Linked DNA regions of Homo sapiens: region 2 is linked to region 1. A link is a contact called in ENCODE Hi-C data. All regions are on one chromosome and are shown on one strand. The core of a region is the stretch at or near the end of the contact, and the rest is flanking DNA. Distances in the headings are between cores, read along the strand shown. Region 1 has its middle 31 kb from the start of TRIL. Region 2 overlaps CHN2 (chimerin 2).

Evidence for each region. Hi-C counts contacts between places; a loop is a spot of excess contacts on that map. Pooled maps may share reads with other maps.
Region 2: a map of psoas muscle shows a loop between it and region 1 (4-fold over the local background). The contact joins two enhancer-like sites. A Hi-C loop is called at or near these places in 1 of 168 maps with a recorded cell type or tissue (psoas muscle), 1 of 37 single-sample maps with no recorded cell type and 4 of 50 pooled maps.

Annotation. Positions count from the first base shown.
Region 1 is chr7:28,925,737-28,928,378 of GRCh38, forward strand. No RefSeq gene overlaps it. Among named protein-coding and RNA genes, the nearest start is that of TRIL, 31 kb to the right of the region's middle. Within about 2 kb of position 1,320, at least 15 of the 41 ENCODE cell types and tissues checked have a DNase peak (open chromatin) inside an H3K27ac peak, as active enhancers do.
Region 2 is chr7:29,247,888-29,250,529 of GRCh38, forward strand. All of the region lies in intron 1 of CHN2 (chimerin 2), which reads left to right. Among named protein-coding and RNA genes, the nearest start is that of CHN2-AS1, 40 kb to the left of the region's middle. Within about 2 kb of position 1,349, at least 5 of the 41 ENCODE cell types and tissues checked have a DNase peak (open chromatin) inside an H3K27ac peak, as active enhancers do.

The sequences.
Region 1 (2,642 bases), core at 70-2,569:
GCAAGTAAGGTGATAAAGTAAAAGGGGTTAAATAATCTTATAAACACATATTCACACTGGAGATTTCCATTTTTTCTATTTCTTTTTATGAAACGTTTATGCACGCTTTATGGTTCTAAAACACAGGCTGCTGTTTAAGCCATTCACAGAGATAGAAAAGAAAAGAGAAGGAGAAAGCTTTTTAAATGTGGGGGCAGGGGAAAGCGGTTAGTGGAACTTCATCTGCTGAGTGTTCATACAGAGCAGAAATAAAGAAGTGTGTGTCTATCCTATGAAGCCTATAAATCTTAAGGAAACCCAACTGTTGCCGACCCAAAAGCCTTCTGCAAATTTGCTCTTCACAGTATCTGACCCTCCAGGCTCATTGTTCTGTGTTTTCCTGGATTGATATGGCCTAAAATCAAAACTGCATTCATAGCTCGGAAGTAATTTAATAGCTCTAGTCTAGAATTAAACTTTTTGGTCATTCATTTTGATTAATTGCTAAAAGAAATTCTGGCGCTTATACCCCTAAATACAATTTTATTTTGTGGAAACAGAAAACTTATTCTACAAAGAAGTCAACCTCTATCATAAATTCACCATCCAGGCTTGAGTGGTTTGACGTCTGGGTGCTGTACCTTGGAGACATATAATTGAAGCCCACGTGTAGATGTAGAGGTACTTTTAAAAATTTCCTCCTTGAAGATGACGTTTAACTCCACAGAGTAGCTTTCTTTGTCTTAATTCTCTGGGCTTCCATTTTTAAAAGAAAAAGCTATCCTCAAAGGCTTTATAGGGTTATTAATTACACAATGTCACCTATCGACAGAAGAAAGCCACTGTGACAGTCTCTAGCTGTCTGAAATTTAAGTAGGCTTACCAAAGCTCTTAAGACGACAAACACATGCATTTGTAGGACGGTTCCTGTCCCACTGAGGTTAACTAAATGGTCTGGGGATGGGCAAGGAGAAAGAAGGGGAGCACTTGCAAAGTAGCTGGCTCCACTTTGGAGGAAAAAAATCCTGGGGTTGTTTTTGAGGTCCGGCTGAGAACCAAGAGCAACAACAAATCATCTATATTTTTTTCAGCGCATCATGTCTATTTTTCACGTAGCAACTCCCTTCCGGGCATTCGGAAAACGCTCCTCGTCGGATATTTCTACCCACAGGATGCTCTTTCTGTTTAACATGGAAGTAGCTTTGAATTCTCTCTGCAAAGAAGAGGTCCGGTATCCCGGCGGGAGAAGCAAAGTGCCACTGGGTGCTGGAACGTGGAGGAGAGGGCTCGCAGGAGGAAGGGTGGGGCTTGGGAAGGAAAAAGGCGCGGCTCGGAGGAGAAACCGGCTGCTCACAATCCGCGAAGCCAGAAGTTACCCGGCTCGTGGAACCACGTCCACTTCCCCCAGCCAGTTCCCTCCTGGGTTTCATTCTTAAAAAGCGATTTGTATTGGTGCCTCTCTTCCGTGTGCTACAAAGAGAAGTGACCGCTAGAGGGCAATATGCTGCAAAATAAGAATTTGATCGCACATGAGAAGAGCTGAAATAATAAGCATACAGATAGAATGAAATAGAGGTATTGTGAAGAAGTGTGGTGAGTAGGCTTTCCAATCCCTGTTCTCCATATCCATACACCCCCTCAAATATACACACTTAACTGAATGGCAAAGTATCTGCACTGCAGAAGCTAACCCATCATTTTTTTCTCTCTCTCTCTTAGTTTCTGAGAGTTGGGAGGAGTTTTAGGGAATATTGAACTCCTCGACATCAGAACAGGGTAGTTTCTGGAAGCTTTCACCGTTCATAAGCCCAGAGTATAAGATCAAAGTAGTGGTTCTCAACCGGGGGCCGGGAGGGGAGGAGGGGAGTTTGCCTCCCAAGGAACATTTGGCCTTGTCTGGAGAGATTTGTGTTTGTCACAGCTTGGGGGATGGGGTGAACATAGATACTACATAGATACTAGCACCTAGTGGGTAGAGGCCAGGGATGTCACTCAACATCTTACAATGCATAGGACAACCTCTAATAACAAAGAATCATCCCCTGCAGATGTTCATAGTGCCAAGGTTTGACCAGGGTCAAACATGAGTGCACAGCTTGTAGATGCATTTCCATCCAGTGAGGGTGTGGTTCAGTCCTCAGCACTTCAGCTCTTCTCAGTGTTGACAGGCATCTCCTATGCATTGTGCATCTTTCCCCTAAGTAGACCTGCTCCATGTGATTGAAATGTGTTGCCGCAGGTAAGCTGGTCTTTCAGATTCCTGCAGCACAGAGACCCATTTACTGCAAGGCATCTGCCCACTAGGACCCGGACTGGCAGAGCCTTCTGATGTGGATTCCCCAGCCCACCCTTAAGGGAGCCTCTGGGCACTTTAGTCAGGGACCTGGCTTCCTCCACTTACTAGTTGTGTGATCTTAAACAAGTCTTTCAGCCTCCTCTGTAAAATGGTGATGATAATGACACCTACCTCCTGGGGTCTTGTAAGGAGCAAATGAGCTCACAGGTAGAAAGCCTGGTAGGCCCATAAGGGCGTAGGCATTGTCTTCTCTTTCTCCCATAGTACATGATTCATTCTTTGTTTCCCTTCTAAAGGACTTAGCCCAAAGGCATGTGCCACATCTGTCCTTGTCTTATCACATTTAATTTTTTTTAAAAAATCTTAT
Region 2 (2,642 bases), core at 99-2,598, 320 kb after region 1:
TTTTGATTTTAGTTGAGTCATCATTTTTATAGAAACAGCATCATTGCATGTGAAACCATGTGCTTTCTCTGCCTTGTTCAGGCAGTGATGCCAGAGTAGGCCAGTCCACCATGTCTGTAAGAGCAGAGCTCAGAGACCAACCAGCTGGCAGTGGGTTTGAGGAGGGCTGGAGGGCGTCTGGGGCTTGGAAAGTAGGCCCTGTCCCTTGCAGCGAAGCACAGACATTAGATGTGATCTGACTGTGTTGCAGGTGATGGGAACAAGTCTGGCCAGGCAGTTGAAAGTGTGGGCCAGAGCGTCTGGAGAGAAAGTACTAGAGCAGGCAGTGGTCCTAGCAGCTGGTGGCAATATCAGGAAGAAGTGACATGTGCTATCGGACCAGAGACCTGAGCTCTAGACTGGCAGCCACATGGGACACTGGTTCTTGCAGTCAGACCTGCCTTCAGCCTGCTCCCTTGCCAACCTGCGACCCTAGTCTTCCTCCAGCTCATTAACCAAGTCTCCCACCCTGTTGTCTGCAGCTTTCAGTTCTTCCTCTTAACTTCTGCTGTTGTGACGTTAGTTTGGGCCCTGCGTCTCACCCGGATGGCCATGATCAACCTGCTGATGAATTCCCTGCCTGGAGTCTCCTCATCAGGTCTGCCTTTAGGCCACTGCCAGGTGTCATTCCCCAAAACACAGTTCTGATCGTGTCATCGCACTATCCGCAGAGCTCTGGTGGTTCCCTCCCTCTTAAGCCTGGCATTTCAAGGCCTCAGTCTTCTCTGCCTCTCTTGTGCTCTGAATATTTCCTGTAGATTCTTACTTTTTTCCCAGTGCTTCAAACCTGAACCCTCAGCAGCATCTACTGGGGAAACGAAACATACGATTCTCAGGCTCTACTTTGAGAGACACACACCAGTAAGTTGGGTGCTGGAACCTGAATACTTCATGTTTTAAGCTCTGGCCATGTGACTCTGGAGATGAGCCGGGCTTAGAATCCTGTGTCTCTGTCATGCCATTCCTGTACCCTGTGTGCCCTCTCTCATCACCAGGCCTATCTGTTCTTCTTGTTCCAGATCAGTTGTTACTTCCTCTTGAGGAGTTCTGTGATTCCAGTAGTCAAAAACAAGTTCTTCTTTTGCCCCTGTTTTGGTCAGGGTTCTCTAAAGAGACAGACTCAATATGATAGCTAGCTAGCTGGATAGATATAGAGACAGGAGAGGTGATTTATTTGGGGGATTGGCTCTTGTGGTTATAGAGGCCGAGAAGCCCCATGACAGCCCATCTGCAAGCTGGAGACTCTGGCATGCTGGTAGCATGGCTCAGTCCAAGTCCAAAGGCCTCAGAGCCAGGGATGCCGATGGCATAACTCTCAGTTTGAGGCCAAAGGCCTGAGAACCGGCGGGGCTGCTGGTGTAAGTTCCGGAGTCCAAAAGCCAGGGAGCCTGGGCTTATTGTTCAAGGACAGGAGAGGAAGAGTGTGTCCCAGCTCCAGCAGACAGATGGACACATTCACCTTTTCTCTGTTTTTGTTCTTTCCAGACCCCCAGCTGGTTGGATGGTGCCTGCCCACATGGAGGGCCGATCATCCCCACCTAACCCACTCAGACTCACATGACAACGTCCTCTAGAAACACCTTCACAGACACTCCCAAAATAATGCTTTACTAGGTTTCTTTTCTAAGTGTTCTTTAACCAGGCAAGTTGACACCTAACCGTCACAACCCGCTAGGTTGTCCTGCGGCCTTTCTGCTCTAAGCCATTTGTCTTTTTCCTGCTGGATTACAGGTTATTTGAGTGTAGAGAATGTATTCATCCACGTGTATCTTGCAGCTTCCAGGAAAGCAACTTAAGCTTAATAGCCGCTCCAATGTGAAAGATATTATGGAATAAATTGTCAAAAAAGACAGATATTACATTTACTTTTGTGATAGTTTACATCTATAAGGAAAAAATAGGAAAGACTTTTCAGGAATGGTAGCGACATGAATACCAATAACCAATTCCATTCTTTAAAAATTTAAAAATGTGAATTTAAACAAGTGGCAATTTTAGTTGTAAAACCATATGTAAGAATTACCTTTTCTTCTACTCTCTTGCCTGGTGAAGAGAGTCTAAGGCTTCTGAATATATCTGCATTGCCAAGACCTTACCGACTTAACCATATTTAGCACAACATGTGATTTTATTGTTCATCTGCAACTATGTTGTCTGTTATATTTGCTTCTGTTCACTACCAGAGACATCAGTTAGCTCAGATTTCTATTAACAGGCATAATGTCATGGCACTCCCTGGGATGAAAGAAAGAGAGCAGGAATTAGCCATTTGTAGCTTTTACAGCACCACCTTTATCAATATATTCCCATTTAAAAATATCCTTTTATCTGCATTGCAAAAATGAAATTATATAGCCATTACCAAAATTAGATAGGAGATTCATTGGATCAGAAGTGCTTTCTTTCTAATCCTTAAATGACCAAAGGGTTCTTCTTTGATAATTCTATAACAGAGTTAAAATTCCTTTTATCCTGAAATGTTACAGATAGGAGATTAACCTAGTTATGCTTCACCCATGTAAGGAGTGCATGTCTCACAGAATCAGGCAACAGCAACAGAGGTGTCTGATGTAGGAAGGTACAGAAGACATGAGACTTTCATG